Linked DNA regions of Homo sapiens: region 2 is linked to region 1. Evidence: chromatin loops called from intact Hi-C (ENCODE). Cell type or tissue: Caco-2. All regions are shown on one strand. Each heading gives the region's core, and the rest is flanking DNA. Links, peaks and the distances in the headings are about the cores only. Region 1 overlaps SFT2D2 (SFT2 domain containing 2). Region 2 overlaps TBX19 (T-box transcription factor 19).

Region 1 (11,918 bases), core at 2,744-10,743:
GTGTTGATGCCATGTGGTGCTCAGGGAACCATCCAGTCCAATCTTACTACCACTTTTTTCTTGCTGCTGACAAGCCAGTCCAATCCTACTACCATGCTTCTTCCTGTGAACAAGCCAGGCCAATCCTACTACCGTTCTTCTTCCTACAGACAAGCCATGCCAATCCCACTACCACTCTTCTTCCTACGAACAAGCCAGGCCAATCCTACTACCGCTCTTTTCTTCCCACCTGCAGCTAGTTCTTTTCGCACCTTGGCAAGGTAAGTTCTTTGGTTTTTGCATGACTAGGAAGAGTGGTAGCTTCTCATTTTATTCTGTCCTTGGCGAGAGCTTAAATGCTTTAGTCCGAAGTAGCCTGACTAGATTGTCTGGGGCCTTGTAAAGCCTGCTACCAGAGCATCATCACATGGCTCATTTTGGAGTCCAAGGGGGTTTGGGAAACCAGACTCCTCCAGGAGAGGTTTACCTCAGCGTAAAACCAGGTGGCTCATCTGTCAGATCTTAACACTGGGCCCCTGCTGTCTGTTATCATCCCTAATTTGTGCCTTCTGTGCAGGGTCATGAGCCCAGTTCCATATATATGAATGTATAACCTGACCTAAATACCTTTCTCCTGAGTGGAGAGTAAGGTAGTCTTTGGCAATACGTGCCACACCTGAGGGGAGCCTCTCATCCTTCTTTTCAAGCTTCTGGTTTGACGGGAACTCTGGAGACAGGGTTGAAAACAGATCCCTGAGCTGGGGGTAGTCAAGGCTGACGGAGTTGCCAGTCTAATGACTCTTGACTTTCTGCCACTACCTACCTTCTTCCATCAGCTGGGTGGAAATATAGTAGGAAACTTTGACCACATTGCTAGATGGAGACTATGCTGGCCATACAAGGTGAGCCCTGTGTGAATATACATGGCCTAGCTGCCCTGTGTGGTGTTGGTCTCTTACGGCAGCTGTCTTTGTCCAGCTTGGAACAACTGTTCCCACTTGCATCAGGTGGACAGACTGGTAGGGTCACCAGTGCAAAAACTTTGATGTCATTTTTTTCCGAGACAGAGTTACACTCTTGTTGCCCAGGCTGGAGTACAATGTATGATCTCGGCTCACTGCAACCTCCACCTCCCAGGTTCAAGCAATTCTCCTGCCTCAGCCTTCCAAGTAGCAGGGATTACAGGCATGCACCACCACACCTGGCTAATTTTTTGTATTTTTAGTAGAGACAAGGTTTCGCCATGTTGGTCAGGCTGGTCTCGAACTCCTGACCTCAGGTGATGCGCCCACCTTGGTCTCCCAAGGTGCTGGGATTACAGGCATGAGCCACTGTGCCTGGCTGTTGTCATTTTTGACATGGGAAAAGAACCACTGGGAGCTACTCACAGGCTCTCCTGTTTCAGTAGTGTTTTTGGAACTCCTGGCTTCCCCTGAACTTTGCTCCAGGGAGGGATTAATCATGATGGCAAAGACTCAGGATGTAACAGGACAGTAATTAATTAACCAGGATCTGTCTCCCACTTGGATGAGTTGGCTGATGCCAGCATCCTGTAAGTACAATATCTGAACCAAGAGTGAATAATGTGGGTGAGAGTTGATGTAGGAGACGATGACCAGTGGAGCAGCTGCTTGAGTGCCGTCCCCTCATCTTTTCCTTATTTCCTGGGACCCTGCCTGGTGGAGGATCCCAGGTGGACTTGTGAGTCCCTGGTGGACGCATGCCTTTCCAGGTGTGGTCTTCATCCTGCCTGGGTTGTAGGAAGGCTCTGGGCTACTCTAGGATTGGCTGTCTTGCCTTCCTGTTCTTGAAATGGGTTGTGCTTGAGGCAAGGAGTTTCTACCTCTGAAGATGTTCAGCTGGAGGCACAGCTGTCAGCTGCTAGAGAGGAGATTCATGTCTGCATAATAACTTTACAGCTCTGATAAAGTCTGGATTTGATGACTTACATCGCCTGAGTGTGTAGGATTCTGTGCTCCTTGCCTTCCCTAATACAACTTAACACTTTCTAGATTTAGTTATGTGCTTGCTTTGTTTTTAGTAAATGTGTGTGTATATGTATTTTTTTTTTTTCAATTTTAGGTTGTTGAGGCATCTTCATTAAGCTGGAGTACCAGGATAAAAGGCTTCATTGCGTGTTTTGCTATAGGAATTCTCTGCTCACTGCTGGTAAGATTTCCCTTCCTCCTCTGTCTTTTCCTTCTACCTGTCTTTGCTATATATTCCCCCTTTTGTCCACCTCCTTTCCCCTTTTGCCCTTCACTAAAATGCATGGATGAGAGGAGAGGGGAATAAGGGAGGTGGGGAGGGAAACGGACTCCTCAGGGCTTCCTCTGGGAGCTCTGCTTGTGTGGCCGGGTGGGAGGGTTGCTCATGTGCAAACACTGTACTTTAAATTCCAGGGTACTGTTCTGCTGTGGGTGCCCAGGAAGGGACTACACCTCTTCGCAGTGTTTTATACCTTTGGTAATATCGCATCAATTGGGAGGTAACTGTTTTTTAAAAATCCAATTTTAGCCAATCATTAGATGGGAAAATGGATGTTGGTTGCCCTTGAGGGAGGTGAAAGAGGAGGCTCCAGTAGTTGTAAGGAATTTGGAGAGAAGTAGTTAGAATATCTCACATTCATATCTTATTATTTGAAAACATTTTATATCTTAGTTTGAAACACCTGGGAGAAAGCAGCAAATGTTTTGCCATCGTGATTTTACATGTACAGAAACTGCGACACAAAGCAGTTCAGTGATTTCTCCAGGGTTTACAACCCAGTCCTCCTGCTTGCTGTATTCTTACTGCTGTCAGAGATTGAGTTGATGGTTTTCAAAGGGCTCATCACTCCAGTGGCCATAAGGGAAACTGGTTTTTATTTAGTGTCAGACCTTCCCAGACCTGAGTAGCAGCTCATGTGGGCAGGGCATCTGAGCGCTTCCTGGAGGTGGGCAGCCCATTCTGCATGTTGTGGATGCACACATTTTCCAGGTCAAGCTCATTCACACTGATGCTTCAGTCACACTGGTGCCAACAACTCCACCCTCTCCAACTGGGAGCACTGGCCTGGCCTCTACCTGAATGACCTGCAGGAACCTGAGCTCAGTCATCTTGTTTCCCCCTTTTCCCTTCCCTTGTGTCTCTGTAAATGGCTTCAGAGTCCTGGGGGTCCAAGTCTCCCCTCCATGATTCCTCACCAGGGCTTGATGTAACCCTGTCTTACTGGCTCCTTCCTCTTTGTCCCCATGGCTGTTTGTGCTTCACTGACTGACTTGCATGCTCAATGGGTAAGCATTGATCACACTCTGTGCTGGGCTCAGAGGATACAAAGACAAGTCCAGTTTGGTCCCTGCCAGGCAGACAGACATATAACTCATGATATAACAAGATATGGAAAGAAATTCTCAAGGAGGGGCAGCCGACACGACCTGAGTCAGGGAGGGCTTCCTAGAGAAGGTGATATCTGAGCTGGCCTTAGCTTTGGCCTGTTATCACCCTTACCTGAGCAAGATGCATCTGCTTGGTCTCTCTGTCTCCTCCATTGCCCCTCTCAAGGCCATTTTCCACTGAGCTGTAGAGCCATTCGTTTATAGCCCTGCTTAGCCCCCTCAAGTGGCCCCCTGTTTTGTCTGTACAAATGAAGTCCAAATTCCTCAGCACGCATACAGTCAAGCGTCTTTGAGATCTGGCTTCACCGTTGTCCCATTCCCTATCCAGTGTGCTTCCCAGCCAGGCTGAACTTCTTGCATTTCCCAAAATGCCGTTGTGCCCTTGTTTGGTTGTTTTCTGTGCCTGGAATGCTGCCCTATCTGTACCTCCCCTGGTTTGGTAGATACTTGCTCATTTGTTAAGACCTGGCTCAAAAGCTACCTCTTCTATGAAGCTTTTCCTGATTACCTCCTCCTCTCCAGAATTGATGACCTCTTCCTTTGGACTCTCAGTATCACATCTATATTTATGTGCCAGTGCAGGTAGCATTTTATTACACTGACTTGTTAGATCTGTAAGCCACTTGATAAGGGCTGCACGTGTATCTTGTCCCCAGTTGTACCCAAACTTAGCTCTGTGTCTGGCTGGAAATGGGGGATGTTAATTAAATGATTGATTGCATGATTCTGGCTACCTGTGTAAAGCTTAATTTATTAGTGCTTATGACAGTAAAATGCTGACCCTTAGAGATGTCTCTTGTTGCCTGTAAAGCTTTCTCCAATACTAACTTTGGGTGGGGGGGTGTTTTGGGCAGACAGTGTAAGTTACATTGTATAGTCTAGACTGAGCATAAATATATGGGTGTGTTGCTTAGTCTAGAAGAGCTCTTTAGCAAATCCCTATGGGCTGGATTCTTCATAGACTGTGTAGGGAAATAATAAAGGGAGCAAATTGTTATTTTCAGGGTATTTGGGAGTTTGTGTCTTTGCCTGTAGTCTGTTATGGTTTTGTGTATATGCTATGTTTAATTTTTAGGACCAGCCTTGACTGTTGCTTCTTATTCGGTGTAGGTTAAAGAAGTGTTCTCTTAGTTGGGACACTTGAGAGTGAAGCCTTGCAACTTAATGGCACTTCAAAGAGAGGAAGACTTATTGGCCGGGTGTGGTGGCTCATGCCAAGTTGATGTGTTAGACATGACAGTCTGCTTCATTTGTGATTACTCTTGCTAGCCATCTCTCAAGTTCATTCATACAGAAAGCATGCTGGGGGCCAGGCGCAGTGGCTCACGCCTATAATTCCAGCACTTTGGGAGGCCGAGTTGGGCGGATCACGAGGTCAAGAGATCGAGACCATCCTGGCCAACATGGTGAAACTGTCTCTACTAAAAATACAAAAATTAGCTGGGTGTGGTGGCGTGTGCCTGTAGTCCCAGCTACTTGGGAGGCTGAGGCAGGAGAATCACTTGAACCCAGGAGGTGGAGGTTGCAATGAGCCGAGATTGCATCACTGCACTCCAGCCTGGCGACAGAGTGAGACTCCATGTCAAAAAAAAAAAAACAAACAAAAAAAACCCAGCATGCTGGGTCTGTCTTTTTAGAGCTTTGGAATCCAATAGCTATAGAGTCAAATGGTAGCTGTGTGATTTTCTCGTCTCTAAAATAAGTGTAATACATAACTCACAAAGTTGTTGAGGAGAAGAAATGAGGTAATATATGTAATATCTGGCATTTAGCAAACATTCAACAAATAACCCATGATGATATCATCATCATTAGAATTATTCCCTGAAGATTATGAAAGAAAATGAAATGCTCTACTTTTTAACATAAGCTACCTAAGCCTGTAAGGTATGGTTTTTCTTTAAACTTCCTGAGCCTTGTTTGTTTCCATGAGTAGTTATTGTCAGGGAGGCAAGGTAACACCTCTCAAGGAGAAGGCTTATCCAACCTAGTGGTATGATATGATTCTACAGTAACACCCACATGCATTTACAGCCTGGGTCTATCATTCCCTAGTTGGGTGGCCTTGGATAAAGTAACTCTGTGGGCTTTGGTGTGGTAATTGTTCCTACTTTATAGGTTGGTTGTTGATGGATTAAATGAGAAAAATGCACGAAAGGCCCTTCAGCACAGTCAGAATGAGAGCTTTTCAAATGTTAGCTACTATTGCCACAGGAAATCTTGGGGAGGCGACTCAGTGTGCCTAGTGCAGTTCTGTTCTGAACGGCTTGTGTGCGTGTGTTTGCCTTTTAGTACCATCTTCCTCATGGGACCAGTGAAACAGCTGAAGCGAATGTTTGAGCCTACTCGTTTGATTGCAACTATCATGGTGCTGGTAAGGTCTGCTTTTTAGCTGGACTTCTCAGATGGGAGTTTTTATTTCTATTGTATAGGATGTTTTTCTTTTTAAATCTAAAGACCTCTTCTCTTTTTCCGTTCAGCTTGACTTATTACCCTATTCCTATAACCATGTGGCAGAAGGGAACACTCTAAGTAATACTACGATCCCCTCCTCCCCTACTTTGTGTTTCAGTGGGTGTCAAGGTGCTACCAGTTCTGAAAAGCACCTCTAGAGGGCATTGCTTGTCAGATGAGCCACAGTGGTGTGGTGGTAGTAAGGGAGCTCAGACACCTTCCTGGTGACTGTGGAAGCCACACACAGGCAGGGCTTAGAGGGAATAACTCAGAAACACAGGACTCATTCTCTAGGGTGGGTGTCCTGTCTTATAGAATGGCCTCTTTATTCCTCATTATCTGACTTGGGGACTTATTACTGTTTTTCATCAGTCTCCCCAAAGTGGGAGTGGCCTCCTTATGGCCTGTCATCCTTGTACCCTGCTCTGACAACATTGTCTTTAGCTTTGTTGTATCTTCCTGTTCCATTGACCCTAAATGCCTCTCATTTTTGGCCTATTTTCTTCCCTGTGGTTGTCAAAATCATTCCAGACCTACATTCTCTGGACTTTTATAGCTATTGCAACATTTGGAACTTGAAGAACATACTTTTATTTTTAGTTTCATTTATATAATCTCATTTGTTCAAATAGGTGAGTTATCAAAAGCTGTGACCACATTTCCTGTTTATTTTGTGTCCTTTTAGAGTATTGGGCACAATGCTGGACACAGAGAATATTTAGGACATATTTGAGTAGTTATTGTTATAGAAGGATGGCGAAGAAAGGCATGGCTGACTGCTCTAGCACCAGTTGTCCTTGGCCAGCCTCAGATGCCCACGGCCTGGACAAGTCTCTTGCAGAAAGAGCTTTCTAAGAATGGCCTTAGGGAAAGTGTTAGGTGATAGGTACACAAGTAACTGGCATGCTGACTGTGAGATTGATATCTCAGGTTAACCTTTGTCCTCACATGTGCTTTCTGCTGCAGAGACTAGCATTTGGTAGGAGTTAAAATAGAAAGATTTGTGTTAAGCTTACTTTAGTGCATTTGAATGAAAAGATGGATGGACGGATGAATGGGTGGGCCTGAAATGTGATTTGTTTGCTGGGCAGAGGTTCTGGGAAAACTTGAAAGTAAAAGAACATCTTATCTATGTGAATCTTTATTGGCTAGTTTGATTTCATGGAGATTTTTAACTATTCTGCCAAATATGGGTGCTCAGGTGGGTTAACTGCTTTGAGATGAAGGATGCATAAGTTTTGTGCATTTGTGAAGAATAACAAGTTTTGAGTTTTTTTTTTCCTGCCATGTTATTGTCATTAATTAATGTTTCCTTTCTTCCTTTAGTTGTGTTTTGCACTTACCCTGTGTTCTGCCTTTTGGGTAAATGTATATTTTAATTTTTCTTAACCATTTTGGCTTTTGCCCCTTGTCTCACACTCTCCTATAACCATATTATTATTTTTCCAGTGGCATAACAAGGGACTTGCACTTATCTTCTGCATTTTGCAGTCTTTGGCATTGACGTGGTAAGTAACCTTTTAAACAATCCCCTCCCACATAGCCCACTGAATAATGTAGCCAAAGGAGATAAAACTCACATATTGTGGGTGGGAGAATTAAGAAAACACAGAAGCTGTTTAATTTAAGGATTCGTAATGATGAAAGTGAAGTCAGGCTCCAGAGCAAATGCCTATCAACCCAGCCCACTGCCAATAGATGGCATTAGTGGTCTTGAGTGGTCACAGGAGGCTCCTTGTTTGCCTGCTGTGGCATTTTTGCTGAACTAATGGTTGATTTTTGAGATGTTACAAATATTATTAAGCCACTCATGTCCGGTAAGTGCAAGGACAACAAAAGTATTATAAGGGATGTTAAAAAGGCTTGTGAGTCCAATAGAGGTTAACAAAAAAGGAAAGTGGTAAGAAAAATAATGAATGTTACATTTGTGATAGAATGAATCATTTAACAGAAGGACAAAGAGTGAACTGTCAGCAGGAGATGAGGAACAGTCACTGACGAAATGGAAAAACGTGTGTCTGTGGGCTGTAGGATCAGCGTATGTGCTCAGAGGCTTGTTGGCTTTTGGTAATTCAGCTGAAGAGTAGGAAATTGTAACTCCAGAGCCAAGTATAGTAAAAGGGCCGCTGGAGACATTTTGGGAAACCATGAGTGGGGCTGTAGGTTCATGGTCCTTTCAAGCCTATACGACCTCAGAGTGAGAGGGGTGGTGGCATAGTTGGAATCTGTAGGTTCCAAGACATTTCTGTAGTTCTTTCAAAGTTTATCAAGGGATGGTATCTGCCAGAACAGTTTCAGTATAGATGTGACTCACCTATTTTTGAAAAAAATGTTTGCTACAGTGTAAAGAAAGGAGGATTGTGGACATTTTAAAGTTCTGAAGAATTGGTTAACTCCTATTTGGTAGAAATGAATCTTGAGACTGTAAGCTTAACTCCCATCCCTCCCTTTAGCAATTTTGGACTTTTGAATAAATATAGTTACAAATTGCCTTTTGGAATTTACTGTGTTGACAAGTAATTGAGCTTCTGTACATGTTAAGTATAAGATATGGAGAAGGATGCTGGTGTTTGTGTTTATGTGTGTGTGTGTGTGTATGTTTTTTTTTTTTTTAAATGACATGCACATTTGAGTGGTAGACTGTTTATATTTTGATTTTTCTTCCAGGGCAGAAATTGGTACCTATATACACACACCTTGCTTTGCTTATAGACTGATTTTGAATCCAGTTTCAGAGGTTCAGCATTCATATGGGTCCAGCTGAATGGTGATATTCCCTTCAACACTCATGTGTTCTGACTGTGTTTGCTTTTCTAAGGGCTAACTTACAGTCTGCCTGACACACAGTGCCTGGTTCTTTAGCATTATGGAGCCTGTTCCTTGTATATGGTTTCCTTCTAAGTGACAGGGCTGAGCTAACTGGAATTTACCAAGATACCTTTGGACGTACTACATTTTCACTCATAGAGTAGTTGGTAGCATTTTTTTCTTCTTCTTTTTTATTCTCTTTTCTCTTCTTTTAAAATTAATAGGAGCAGAGCAGAAAATTTATCCCAATTAGGTAGAAGTTAAATTCTGTTTAGAATTTATAAAATGTTAGGAGTTCAACTGTGCCAGGTATGGGTGGCTCACACTGTAATGCCAAGACTTTGGGAGGCTGAGGTGGGAGGATTGCTTGAAGCCAGGAGTTTGAGACTAGCCTGGACAGTGTAGCAAGACCGGGTCTCTGCAAAAAAACAAACAAACAAACAAAAAAAAACATTAAAAAATTAGCCGGGCATGGTGGCACATACTTGTAGTCCCAGCAATTCTGGAGGCTGAGGCAGGGGGATTGCTTGAGCTTCCTAGACTTGAGCCTAGAAATTCAAGGCTGCAGTGAGCTATGATTGAGCCACTATATTCCAGCAGCCTAGGTGACGAGCACGACCCTGTCTCAAAAAAAAAAATAAATAAATAAATAAAGGAGGGGGGTGCGGTTCAACTGTTCTGGGTTTTATTTGATATTTTTTCAGAATAGAGTTTCTGTGCCATCTGGGTATTTGAAATCTGACTGTTTAAGGTGATTGTTGCTAGTTCAAGGTTATAGCAGTACTGCATTGAGGCCGAGGTCATACGGGTTATCTCCACATGAACCTTTTGCCCTTCTTCTGTGGCTGCCTATCTGTACATGGCCATAGTGTGTGTGTTTGGGTACACGTGCATGCACATGCGTGGGCCTTTGTGTGCACATGCTCATCCCCCAGGCTGAGTATGGGAGAGGGTCTGGATAGATCACTGCAGGTATTCTTACAGCTCAGAAGCCCATTCTGCTGGATAATCTGCTACTCCCTTCATCTCATTTGACCCTTTGTTTTGTTTTTCATTATAGGTACAGCCTTTCCTTCATACCATTTGCAAGGTAAGACTGTGTATTTGGAAATAATGATTTCTGTCATTTTAATTCAGAGTCTGCTTTCAGAGAGTATAGCCTATTTTATTTATCTTTACTGAAGTCTTTTGAGTCAAGTAGACAAATACTATACATCTCATTTATAGATAAGTAAGTTAAAGGTCACCCCACCACCCACTCTAATTATACAACTAATGATGGATATTTACCCAGGTACACTGATTTCCAATGCTGTGAACATTCTACTCTTATATATGGTGCATATATGCACATTATTACTCTTTTAACCCGTAGCTTTGAGTAGGGTTTTTTTTTTTTTTTTTTTTATAAAGGTGAATGTCATTTCATATCACTGAGTAAGATATGGAGGGATCTCAATTCGTGCTTCTTGCAGTATCCCACTGCTGGGAAGGTTTCACAAGAGTTTATAAAGGGAGAGTAAGCAGTACCAGGGCTTCCTAATTAGCAGTGTGACCTCGAGCAGCTCTCTTGACCCCTCTGGCCTCAAAGCATCGATAAGTAGACTGAGTTGGTCTAGATCATCTCCAGAGGCCTCTTTTAGCTCTGAAATTCTAATACTCCATACCTCTTTAAGCACTTTCAGTGACGGACCTCTCAAAATTAGCCGCATGATCTTTGCCTCTGACTTTGTTCTAATGCAACTATTTAACTTCTGTTCTTTTTTTTTTTTTTTTATCATTACCTGTTAATTAAAAACAAGCTTTTTAAAAAAACTGTACTGGGCCAGGTGCAGTGGCTCACGCCTGTAATCCCAGCACTTTGGGAGGCCGAGGCGGGTGGATCCTGCTGTCAGGAGATCGAGACCATCCTGGCTAACACAGTGAAACCCCGTCTCTACTGAAAATACAAAATATTAGCTGGGCGTGGTGGCAGGCGCCTGTAGTCGAAGCTACTTGGGAGGCTGAGGCAGGAGAATGGCGTGAACCCAGGAGGCGGAGCTTGCAGTGAGTCGAGATGGCGCCACTGCACTCCAGCCTGGGCGACAGAGCGAGACTCTGTCTCAAAAAAAAAAAAAAAAAAAGTACTGAGGAAATGAAAAATTATGCATGACTTGGGAAGGAGGAAGAGCAATCTTATGTCTTAACAAATTCCAAGACTGTTGCTGACAGTGATTTGAAAGTATTGAGGAGTGATTGATTGGATGCGAAGTTAAGCCTTTCAAGTGAAAGGCAGCTGAGTGGCTTTGTTGATAGATTCTAGGAGGGTAACAGTTATGAAATACTCCATGCAGACCTGGCTGGTTTTGGGGCCTGGTGGCTTGTCTGAGAAGAATATGGGCAGGGATGTCCTGGGAAGCTAGATTTTTATGTGAAGTAAACCGGAGTTCATCATTACTGAGGATCCAATGAGATATTGATCAACCTGCCAACATATGAATATTTTTTGGTCCCTGAACCAGCTGCATAGTTTTCAGGGCCCAGTGCAAAATAAAAATGTGAGCTTCTTGTTCAAAAATCATAGGCCGGGCACGGTAGCTCAGCCTATAATCCCAGCACATTGGGAGGCTGAGGTGTGCGGATCACGAGGTCAGGAGTTCAAGACCAGCTTGACCAACGTGGTGAACTCCTGTCTTTACTAAAAATACCAAAATTAACCGAGCGTGGTGGCGTGCACCTGTAATCCCAGCTACTCAGGAGGCTGAGGCAGTAGAATCGCTTGAACCTGGGAGGCGGAGGTTGCACTGAGCCGAGATCACGCCATTGCCCTCCAGCCTGGGCAACAGAGGGAGACTCTGTCTCAAAAAAAAAGATTAAGAATTTCAAGATGGCAACATCAAATCAAGGCATTAAACCCAATGTGGACCCTTCTGAGTATGGGGCCAATGCAGTTGCACAGGTCTCATTCGTGAAACTTGCTTGGAGTCATTTGTCAGAGCTTCAGTCTTGATCTGGATTGGCATGTATAAAATTTATGTACAAGTGATTGATAGAATGAGGGAATTTTATTTGAGATAGTGAGTTTCATGTGCTGAGGAGACGAATTACTCCTCTAGTAGGGAGGGAATCACAGAGCTAGATCCCACCCTTCTATTCTTTTTTTTTTTTTTTTTTTTGAGATGGAGTCTCACTCTATGGCCCAGGCTGGAGTGCAGTGGCCCGATGTCAGCTCACCTCAGTCTCCAACCTCCTGGCTTCAAGCTGTTCTCCTGCCTCAGCCTCCATGTGCACGCCACCATGCCAGGCTCATTTTTTGTATTT
Region 2 (11,918 bases), core at 1,464-9,463, 66 kb after region 1:
AATAAATATTTCTTTGTCTCTATCTATCTGTTTTATCTCTATCACGATCACTATCTATCTATACGTCAGATGTCTCTAATGAGAAATGAAGCAGGCTCAGGCTAAGGCAGATACAGAGAGTGACAGTGAATGGCAGTGATAGTTTGCTTTTTGCATTGACATGGCCCCATGTGTAAGTGATTATTTATGAATGAGGGACTCGATGCTAGATGGCACTCATCCAGAGGGGCAGGATCACACCTGTGCTGCTCTCCACTGTGTACCAAGTAACTAGAAAAGTAAATCACATGTAGTAGGGGATCAAGGATTGTTGAAAAAAATAAATACATGAGTAAAAAAATGAATGCTAGGTTTCGCACATCAGGGCTTTGCTCATTTCCAGTGTTTTGCCCTTTCTTTTCTCACTTTACATGGCATTAGCATTTTCACCACATGCAATGATAAAATGTCCTTTGCCAGAGACAGCGCAGTGGTGATTAAGTGCTGGAGTAAGCAAAGATGGAAAGGGCCTCTGCCTCTCAGAGTGCTGGGATTACAGGCATAAGCCATCGTGCCTGGTGGGAAAGGGAAGGAAAAGAGAGGGAATTAAACTGGTTTTACAGAAGACAAAGGGTTCTGTTTGCCCATGTGTATCCTACTTTTACTAACACTTCTTGTCTTTGTAAATGCAAGATAACGGCTCTCAAAATCAAGTACAATCCTTTTGCCAAAGCCTTCTTGGATGCCAAGGAAAGGTAAGTAAAGAAATTTTAGTGAAATCTTCTAATGAATGATTTATGCAAATACAAATGTGGAATTTATGATTATCTTGAAAGGAACTAGACTAGTAGCACTTTCATTACCTTTTATAGAAATAGGCTTTCGGCCAGGTGCGGTGGCTCATGCCTGTAATCCCAGCACTTTGGGAGGCCGAGGCGGGCAGATTACGAGATCAGGAGATCGAGACCATCCTGGCTAACATGGTGAAACCCCGTCTCTACTAAAAATGCAAAAAATTAGCCGGGTGTGGTGGCGGGCGCCTGTAGTCCCAGCTACTCGGGAGGCTGAGGCAGGAGAATGGCGTGAACCCGGGAGGCGGAGCTTGCAGTGAGCCGAGATGGCGCCACTGCATTCCAGCCTGGGCGACAGAGCGAGACTCCGTCTCAGAAAAAAAAGAAATAGGCTTTCAATATTCAATTCAATATTCAACAACATCTAGAAAATTCAAATCATAATTATCTATTCGTTATAATAGGGATCCGGGAGAACTGTTAACTAACAATTTTTTTTAAAGACCTGTTTTACTATGAATTCTTGAAAGTAGCACAATCACATTAAAAAAATTAAATGATTTAGATTTATAATAATTCACTCTGCCTTTTTCCTAATTACTTCTGAGTAGCATGGCATTAATAAATTGCTTTTTTAAAACTACATTTAGCCTAGGAAAAGTGAAAAATGGAGACAGGTTCACATTTCCTCTGCTGAGAAAAGAAGTCGGAGACTTCTGGGGGTATGAGTGATGATTCTGCTACTTCGGGGCAGCGACCTGCCATCTCTATATCTTTTCTTTCTTCCTTCCTTTCTCTCTTTTTTCCTTTCTTTCTTTCCCTTCTTTCCCTTTCCTTCTTTTCCTTCCTTCCTTCTTTTTCTTTCTTCCTTTCCTTCCTTCCTTTGCTTCCCTCCTTTCCTTCCTTTCCTTCCTAGCTTTCCTTCTTCCCTTCCCTTCCATTCCCTTCCCTTCCCTTCCCTCCCTCCTCTCCTCTCCTCCCCTCCCTCCCTCCCTCCCTTCCTTTCTTTCTTTCTTTCTTTCTTTCTTTCTTTCTTTCTTTCTTTCTTTCTTTCTTTCTTTCTTTCTTTCTTTCTTTCTCTCTCTCTCTCTTTCTTTCATTCTTCCTTCCTTCTTTCTTTTTTTTTTTTGAGACAGAGTCAGGCTGGAGTGGCACTATCTTGGCTCACTGCAACTTCTGCTTCCTGGGTGCAAGCGATTCTCATGTCTCAGCCTCCCTAGTAGCTGGGATTACAGGTGGCCACCACCATGCCCAGCTAATTTTTTATGTTTTATTTTTAGTGGAGACAGGGTTTTGCCATGTTGGCCAGGCTGGTCTTGAACTCCTGACCTCAGGTCATCCACTCGCCTCGGCCTCCCAAATTGCTGAGATGACAGGCTTGAGCCACCGTGCCCAGACTCTATGTCTTTTGCATCCCAGGAAAAAGAAGATGATGGTGCTTATCACTGACTTTTTAATTGACAAAGCCTACAGTATAATATGATTATCTTTTTAATGTTCAGATTTTATTGCTTGAGTTTCAAATCTTTTAAATAGTTTTTATAACTGTCTAATCTTTCCTGTTCACCTTAAAGGCTCTGATAAGGCTCTAGATTAATGGACAGATGTTCATAATGATGCATCACATGACCCTGTCCTGTCCAATATTTGAATATATTATTATTATTATTTTAGAGATGGGGTCTTGCTCTATCACGCGGACTGGAGTACAGTGGTGTGATATAGCTCATTGCAGCCTTAAATTCCTGGGCTCAAGCTATCCTCCTGCTTCAGCCTCCCAAGTAGTGGGGACTACAGGCATGTGCCACCATGCCTGGCTATGTGTTTTTTTTAAAGAGACAGGGGCTCTCAGTATGTTGCCCAGACAGTCTCAAACTCCTGGCCTCAAGTGATCCTCCTGCCTCCGCCTCCTTAGTTGCTGAGATTGCAGGAGTGAGCTACTGTGCCTAGCTCCAATATTGGAATAAATTATGATGATATACAAGACACACTTATAACGTTTTCAGTTAACAAAAGGCCTAAAGGATAAACTGATATGTGAGATGACACAATCTAGATTCAAAGTGACAGTAGCATGGTATAATACAAAGAATTTAGGACTTTGAGTAAGAGGTCCTGACTGAATCCTTGCTCTGTAATTTACTGGCTGTTTGTTCTTGCATAAGTCAGTTTACCTCCTCGAGATCCACTTTTCTAATCTACAAAATTAGAAAAATATGTTAATATTTCCCTCACAGGGTCATTGGTGGATCTAGCATATCACATATGTAATTGTGCCATGGAATTGTGCTGTTATTATTGCTTGAATCTTGTCAGTCAGGAGCAATATCCCCAAATTATTCAGATCAAAATAAACAGGGATAGCTGTAAATGTGGTAAAGAGGGGTAAACAGTAAAACTGCAACTCCAAGAGCAATTGCACAAGTAGAGACAGCACCCCGAAGGAAGGAGAATGGGGAAGGACAGGAGCTTAGGAAAAAGGTGTTTGGTTTTCTTATTCTAAGAAATTGATTGCTCTTCAAGGAGAATTTTGGGTATGCTTTATAGTGGACATACATAAAAAGTTGGACAGCCATGGTGCATTTTCTTTACTCTTTCAGAAATCACCTAAGAGACGTACCGGAGGCTATCTCTGAGAGCCAGCATGTGACCTATTCTCACTGTGAGTTGGGTGTACATGAGGCGGGAGGTGCGTGGGGCTGTACCTGGAGCCAGCTCCTTCCACACTCAGACTCTTTGCCTGTCAGGACTGCTTAAGGACTTCCAAATCAAAACCCAACACACAGTTTATTCTATTAAGGACAAATTTGTGCCCTTTCCAGAATTCCAGAGAGAGAGCCAATGGTCCTAGGCTTAAGAGACTTAAAAAAGTCTTAGGCAGGAGATAAGAATGAAAATGATGAATTTCTTAGACTCTGGTTTTCTTGTCAGTAAGGCTCTGAGCCCTCAACAGTGTGTTCTCGGCTTGCCTCCTAACGTTATGCTTGCCACTCTGGTCTCTCTGTTTTGGAGTTCTCCTGTTCTTAGTGTTTGCTAATTTTGGAGTTGGTTCCCATAGCAATGTGTCATGCAGGCTGTAGCCTCCATGGGGAAGAGTCTTTATTTGTGGGCTGGAAGGCTGTAGGAAGAGGTGGAGTAATATAGCTGGGATTCTGAAGGTAGTGTTGGATGTTCCCATCAGGGTGTTACCTTGTCCATGTCCCAGGATGGTGGAGGGAATCCTCTGCAGCTGCAATGCAACCCACGATCAGTGACATCAGAGTAGGAAAGTTAACCCTGATGTCTGAAACCCTCTTTAATTTGGATTATATTGGCTTGCAAAGATCCCTTATGCAGTTTGCCAGCTGCAGAGTTCTTTACTTCTTCCTTCCCTTCAATCTTACTGCACCTTCCATAACAGACCTGGGAGTATAGCCGCATAAAGAGAAGCAGCTCTCAGAAAAGCACTCTTTTTTTTTTGAGATGGAGTCTCGCTCTGTTGCCCAGGCTGGAGTGCAATGGCCCAGTCTTGGCTCACTGCAACCTCCGCCTCCCGGGTTCAAGTGACTCCTCTCCCTCAGCCTCTCGAGCAGCTGGGCCCACAGGCATGTGCCACCATGCCCGGCTAATTTTTGTATTTTTGGTAGAGATGGGGTTTCACCATATAGGCCAGGCTGGTCTTGAACTCCTGACCTTGTGATCCGCCTGCCTCGACCTCCCAAAGTGCCGGGATTACAGGCATGAGCCATTGCCCCCGGCCGAAAAGCACTCTTTAAAAATGACTGTCAACCTAAATGAAAAAACTGAGGCAACATTAATATAAGTAAAAAGTTTATTTGGGTCAAGTTTGAGGACTACAGCTTGGGAGCACAGATTCAAGTTCCCCTGAATATATACTTGGGTTAGCAGCAGTTACAAGTGGATTTTTAAAGGGAAAAATAAGAGGTGATTCATAAACTGTCTACTGTAACATGAGCTGCTGATTGGTTATATATTGTTCTTTGTATCACACATTCCAGGAACGTGAAGATAATGGGTGAGGCAGCTAGTCAGGAACAAAAATGCCTTTAAAGAATTGCCCCCAGGCATGGGTGCAGGGGGTGCCCTTGACTGAAGCTGCTCCTCACACTCACATCCCTCTGGGTCTGATAAATTTTGCATGCCTCACATAACTCAGACTGTTCTGAGCTGTTTTTCTTTTATCACTTCCCCCTCAGTTTTTTCCTTTAGGTGGAATGAACTGGAATAAAAACCTCGTTTTCTAGGTTAGGGCCATGTGCAGAACCATAGGAGTTCAAAGTTCATGTGTTGCAATCTTCTCAGCAAACTTCTTGAGGTGTGTACATTATATGTGGCAAAGTCTGGTTCTGAGGGGCCACTTGCCTGGTTTTGCCCGCTGGGTGCATGAATCTTGATTCTGTTAGTCAGATGGGGACCCCTTGGGCCATAAGTTTGTGCAACTCTGGGAAAATGAAGATGACAAAAGGATTTGTTGGGAATGATTGTAATATGAACTTTGTACAATTTGCTTACTTGTACTTAAAAAGTATTAAGCGAAGGCGGTGGGTTCTAATATCAAGCTCCATTTCCTCATTGCCGAAGCCCAGGTGACAATCCTTAGCCAATGTTCTTAAGGAACAGCTCTGTTTCTATCTGAATCCCCATCCACTGATCCCTTAGCTGAGGCATGGTCAGCGGGAGAACAAGCTTCTTGTTTTGGGGCCTGCAGTACTAAGTCTCAGTCTTTGCCCATAAACTCACTCGAAATAGTCTTCTGTTCAGAATCTTTCTACAAAACATTTTGCAGTCGTCCAAAATATTCTGCAAAATGCTTGCTGCCTGCCAGTAAATAAGTGGAATGAAAAAGAAGAAAAAAGGAAAAAAACCCCAAAACCAAAAAAAAACCCCAAAATGCTTGCTGTCAAGTTGTGCTAGGCCAGCTCTCCCTTTCTGTGCTGTCAGAATTCTCTTTGTGGGGTGGGGTTGGAAGGCATCATGATATCTCTTGCTTAGAGTGAGAACTGAAGGCACCTTCACACTCGGCAGAAATAGAGAGGCTTTCACTCTTCCTGCGTAACCACATTAATCATTCCCTACCTTCCCTGGTAGCTGAAGGTCCATGAGTTACATATACGTGTAATGCCTCCTAGACTGCCTTTTATTTTAATTAAGCCTGAAGCACCTTAACTTTGCATTTCTATTAACTTCTGCATTCAGATAGTATTTCTTTTTATTTATTTATTTATTTATTTTTGTTATACTTTAAGTTCTAGGGTACATGTTCACAACGTGCAGGTTTGTTACATATGTATACATGTGCCATGTTGGTGTGCTGTACCCATTAACTCGTCATTTACATTAGATATATCTCCTAATGCTATCCCTCCCCACTCCCACTACCCCACGACAGGTCCTGGTGTGTGATGTTCCCCTTCCTGTGTCCATGTGCTCTCATTGTTCAATTCCCACCTATGAGTGAGAACATGCGGTGTTTGGTTTTTTGTCCTTGCGATAGTTTGCTGAGAATGATGGTTTCCACCTTCATCCATGTCCCTACAAAGGACATGAACTCATCGTATTTCATATTGCTATATTCCAGTGTTGCTTTAGAGGTTTTCCACCCTTTGATAGAGTCCTTTGATAGGACTGTAACCACCTGATAGGTTCTTCCTGCTGGTTGCACAAAAAGATGTTACTGAGAAGGGGTCCTGATCCAGACCCCAACAAAGGGTTCTTGGACCTCATGCAAGAAAGAATTCAGGGCAAGTCCACAGAGTAAAGTGAAAGCAAGTTTATTTAGAAAGTAAAGGAATAAAAGAATGGCTACTTCATAGGCAGAACAGAGGCATGGGCTGCTCAACTGAGTATACTTATAGTTATTTCTTGATTATATGCTATACAGGGGGTGGATTATTCATAAGTTTTTCAGGAAAGGGGCGGGCAATTCCCACAGCTGAGGGTTGATTTCTCCCCTTTTTAGACCGCATAGGGTAACTTCCTGACATTGCCATGGCATTTGTAAACTATCATGGTGCTTGTTGAAGTGTCTTTTAGCATTCTAATGCATTATGATTCGCATATAACTAGCAGTGAGGATAACCAGAGGTCATTTTCATTGCCATCTTGGTTTTGGTGGGTTTTGGCCGGCTTATTTACTGCATCCTGTTTTATCAGCAAGGCCTTTGTTGTATGTTGTGCTCACCTCCTATCTTATCCTGTGACTAAGAATTCCTAACCACCTGGGAATGCAGCCCAGTAGGTCTCAGCCTCACTTTACCCGGCCCCTATTCAAGATGGAGTCACTCTGGTTCAAACACCTCTGACACAAAGACCACAGCGTTGCAATAAAGAAAGAGTTTAATAGACATGAATCTGGCCATGCCATTTTGGGGACAGAGCTCTTACTCAAATCAATCTCTTCAAAAACTTGTAGGTTAGGTTACCTTTTTCAGAGGCAATTTCAGGGAAGAAGTGGGGGTAGCTAGACAATAGGTGCTTGCTGCTGATTGGTTGGATCAGAGATGAAATCACAGGGAATTGAAGCTGTCCTCTGGTGCTGAGTCACTTCTGGGTGGGGCCACAGGTGGGGTTGGTGGGTCCAGGTGGAGCCACTGGTGTCAGATATGCCAAAAACCTGAAAAGATATCTCTAAAGGCCTATCTTAGGTTCTACAATAGTGATGTTATCTGCAGGAGTAATTGGGAAAGTTGCGTATATTGTAAAGTCTGGAATAATGGCTGGCAATCATTTGTGTCTACATCTTAGCAGAATTCAGGCTCCTCTATGCTCCTAGCCTGGTAGTCTTTCATTAGCTTTACAAAGGCAGTTGAGTTTTAGAGAAGGATTACTATTATTTAAACTATAAGCTAAATGTCTCCCAAAGCTAGCTTGGCAGCTTGAAGGCTAAAGGCAAGAGGGAGATTGGGTAGATCAGAAGTCTTCAACTGCCAAAATTTTCTCACTGATACAATTTTTGCAAAGGCAGTTTCAGGACTGGTCATGCATTTCCAGAGAAGCCAAGTTAGCTGCTCATGGGCAAGGGCAGTGGCAGCTAGGGGATGGTACCACCACACAGGCTGGCACCATCACACAGGCTGGCATCAGTGTCATTTACAAGAATTGTAGCTGTGTAAAGTAGCTGGTCACCTGATTTTTGGTGTGGGAGTTCACAGACTCAGTCTTGGTGTATTCCTCTTGTCTATTTTAGTGGGAGGCTGGATCTTTTCCAATCCAGATGGAGTGTGCACAGCAGGAAACTCCAATTACCAGTATGCCGCTCCTCTGCCTCTGCCTGCTCCCCACACCCACCATGGCTGTGAGCACTATTCGGGTCTCCGAGGACACCGGCAGGCTCCCTACCCTTCTGCGTACATGCACAGAAACCATTCTCCCTCAGGTCTGTGACTCTGCTGATTAAACCCTTGGGGTATGGGCTGGGGTGGGGGCAGTCAGGAGAAATGGATAAACAGCTAGGAAAAGGAGTAGCTAAAGATGGAACCCCGTCATCTAATATACATCTATGATATGATTGTTTTTGTGTTTTATTTTATTGTTATTTTATGTACAAATATTTGATTAACTAGGTATAACAATCTTAGTTTTTTTTAAAAAAATTATTTCATAAAACCCCCAGTCTCCTGGTTTCTAATGAGCGTGAAAGGCCAGGACACTGATATTCTGAGCAGTTCAGGCAGATCTCTAAAAGCCATGTCAAGTTGTGTGGGTCTGAAACACTCAGCTCATCACCTTCGCATGGCTCTTTTCTATAGTTGCATTCATGGCTCAGTTCAGGGAATACTGGGTCTAGCATTAGGGAATTATTAGGAAGGTCTCTGGGAAGCTGGATCCCTATATGTTCAGGCCTTAGTCTGATTCAGTTGGAGACATGCAAACCCAACCTTAGTATTTTAAAATAATTTTTGCTGTCTGTTTGTTTTAAGTTAGCAGTATTGTTTGTGTGCTTTTTTCTCATTGACTATTGCCTTTTCCACCTTTGCCTTATGTAGGCCCAGACCTTGCCTGATTATTAGATTTGTAGAAAGAAGGGAGAAATGAAAACAATGGTTACTTTTTCATTAAATTATTCATGCAACAAATATTTATTGAGGATCGACTATATGCCAGGCTCTGTTTCAAGCACAGGAATGAAATGGACAAATGCCCTGCCCTTACGGAGATTCTATACTAATATGAAAAGATTGACAATAAAACAAGTAAAGTTCATGGCATGGGAGACAGTGGAGAGTATTTGGATTCCAGCCTCCTTCCTTCCTCAGTGACACCCTGAGCTCTGCATTTGTAGAGGGTCCTCCTGGTCACCAGCTACCTGTCCCTGTGTCCCTTAGCCTGCTATTCTTGGCAACCTCAACAGTTGCTGCCAGGTGGGGAGATTATGTAGCTTACCAATAGCAGAAACTGAGCAGTGGCTCACTCTACTTCCTCATTCTTTCCTGCGGTCAGCATCAAATCACATCTTCTGAGCACCTACTGTGTACCGTGTTCTTCTAGGCAGTGGGATAGGAAAGTGATTAAGACATAGTTTCAGGGCCGGGAGCGGTGGTTCACGCCTGTAATCCCAGCACTTTGGGAGGCTGAGGCGGGCGGATCACAAGATCAGGAGTTCGAGAGTAGCCTGGCCAACATGGCGAAACCCCGTCTCTACTAAAAATACAAAAACTAGCCAGGCGTGGTCGTTGGCGCCTGTAATCCCAGCTACTTGGGAGGCTGAGGCAGGAGAATTGCTTGAATCCGGGAGGCAGAGGCTGCAGTGAGCCAAGATTGTGCCACTGCACTCTAGCCTGGGCAACAAGAGCAAGACGCCATCTCAAAAAAAAAAAAAAAAAAAAAAGATATAGCTTCTTCCCTGGAGGAGCTCGGGGTTACACAAATACGTAAATAATGAATCCTAATGTAATGCAGAAACATCACCTGGGAACTTGTTAGAAATGTAGACTTTCAGGCTCTACTCCTGAGTCAGGGTCTGCATTTTAACAAGATCACCAGGGGATTCATAAGCGCTCTAGAATTTGAGAAACAGTCTATAAAACACATAAGTCAGGGTGCCATGTGAATGAAGGAAAAAGAGCAGCTAGATATGCCTGGTGGAGGAGCAAAGGCTGCCCAGAGGGGTTAACATTTAAATGGAGCCTTGAAAGATGAATAGAAAAGGACAGAGTGGGAGTGGGCAGGGGTAAAAGGTGGAGGATGACATGTGCCAAAGGCAGAGGTGCAGGGCATTCCAGGTAGAGAGAGTGGGCTGAGCAAAGATACAGAAAGGGGAAAGACCCTAGGTTGTCTGGGAACAGCTTTGGAGCAGAGTGTAGGGGGAGTGGGGACAGATGGAAGATGTAAGAGTTAGGGCTGGAGAGCTTGGAAGTGCCAGATCGTAAAAAGAAGAGACATGGCCAGGTGTCTTAGTCCCCTTTGTGGCGCTATAACAAAATACTTGAGATTGGGTAATTTATAAGCAATAGACCTTTATTTTCTCATAGTCCTGGAGGCTGGGGAGTTTAAGATTAAGGTGCCAGCATATGGTAAGGGTTTTTTGGCTGTATCATAACATTGCGAAAGGCATCACATGGATGGTGGGGGAAAGAGGGGGAGAGGGCAGGAGGCTAAACCCATCCTTTTATCAGAAACCCATTCCTGCAATACTGACATTAGCCTATTCCTGAGGGTAGAGCCCCCATGGCCTAGTCACCTCTTAAAGGCCCCACCTCTCAACACTCTTGCATTGGGAATTAAGTTCCCAACACATGAACCTTGGGGGACACATTCAAACCATAGCACCAGAGATAGACGTTGGAATCTTCCTTCTCTCTCTCCCTTCTCCCCCTTTTCCCTTCCTTCCTCCCTCCCTCTGCCTTCTTCCTCTCTCTTATTTGTATACTATTTATGCAAATAGAGATTCAAAGAAATGGAAGACATTCTTCCCCCACCCCCATAAAAACTGTATATATTCAAGGTGTACAACATGACGTTTTGATATACATATGCATAGTGAAGTGATTACTGCTGTCAAGCAAATTAACATGTCCATCTCCTCACATAGTTACTTTTTTTCATGATGAGAGCACCTGAAATCTATTCTCTTAGCAAATTTCCAGTACACAGTACAATATTATTAACTATAGTCTTCAGATTGTAAGTTAGATCTCTAGACTTATTCATCCTACACAAGTGCAACTTTATATCCTTTGACCAATATCTCATTTCCCCAGCTTCCCACCCCTGGTAACCACTGTTGTACTCTCAGCTTCTATGTATTCAACTTTCTTAGAGTCCACATATAAGTGAGATCATATTATGTTCTTCTTTTTGTAAAAAGGTATGTTTTTTTCTTAATTTTTTTTTTTTTTAATTGTAGAGATGGTGTCTCTCTGTGTTGCCCAGAGAGGTCTCAAATTCCTGGGCTCAAGGGATTCCCCTGCCTTGGACTCCCAAAGTGCCAGGATTACAGGTGTGGGCACCATGCCGGGCCAAAAGGCACTGTGCTTGAGATATTTAAACCTACTCAGGGATGGCCGAGAAGAATAAGTTCCTGGACCTCAGAAATCTCATCTGGGGCACTGGTGGCCCTTAGGCTTAGCTTGAGGGGAGGCTGGTATGGTCCCTTCTTAAAAGAGAGTGACTGTGGTGAAATGAGTTAGACAGATCGGTGTTACCCAGGGCAAATCATTCTACCACCCTGAGGCGTATCTATAAGATGGAGTTAAGGAGTCACTGGTGTGAAGATTAAACTATGAATGACACCTGGCATATGGTTGACATTGAGGAAACCCACGTTTCTTTTTATTTTCTATTTCCCTGAGAAAGAACTAACAAACTGTTGGTGCCTGTAGTGCAAGCCATGGTTATATTTTGCCCTAGGATAATGTCACTGGTCACCATCTTTATGTCTTCTACATTTGCTATCAATTCAACTGTTGTTATTTCCCCAAGTGAATTTGATAGAAAGCTCAAGCAATAATCTGCAAGTTTTCTCGGGACCTGACAGCTGGACTTCCTTATCCTCCACACCCCATGCCAGCATCCTGTCTGTACCCCACACCAACGGACCAATCAATCCAGGGCCCAGGTAAGACCAACACCATCAACTCGCTCATTGGTCGTCTTGGGGGTTTACTTTAGCACTGGGGACTCAAGTTCATTCTTTTTCCTAGGGTGGCT

What was found. Peaks named below come from ENCODE experiments on the same cell type or tissue, not always from the same donor. Only the 100,000 strongest peaks of a DNase experiment are listed, where the experiment ranks them.
Region 2: it touches region 1 in a loop (6-fold over the local background); 6 of 110 quality-filtered maps call a loop at or near these places.

What each region holds. Positions count from the first base shown.
Region 1 is chr1:168,229,453-168,241,370 of GRCh38, forward strand. It overlaps SFT2D2 (SFT2 domain containing 2), which reads left to right. Exons shown (of 8, transcript NM_199344.3): 2 at 2,062-2,148; 3 at 2,382-2,467; 4 at 5,649-5,730; 5 at 7,137-7,172; 6 at 7,260-7,318; 7 at 9,679-9,708. Among named protein-coding and RNA genes, the nearest start is that of SFT2D2, 9.4 kb to the left of the region's middle. In Caco-2, for the core only: a CTCF peak has its summit at 5,956 (motif pointing right); a DNase peak (open chromatin) is centred at 5,999.
Region 2 is chr1:168,297,052-168,308,969 of GRCh38, forward strand. It overlaps TBX19 (T-box transcription factor 19), which reads left to right. Exons shown (of 8, transcript NM_005149.3): 4 at 673-734; 5 at 3,371-3,432; 6 at 7,957-8,145; 7 at 11,691-11,826. Among named protein-coding and RNA genes, the nearest start is that of TBX19, 22 kb to the left of the region's middle. In Caco-2, for the core only: no CTCF peak of the experiment used is centred there; DNase peaks (open chromatin) are centred at 4,850 and 7,314.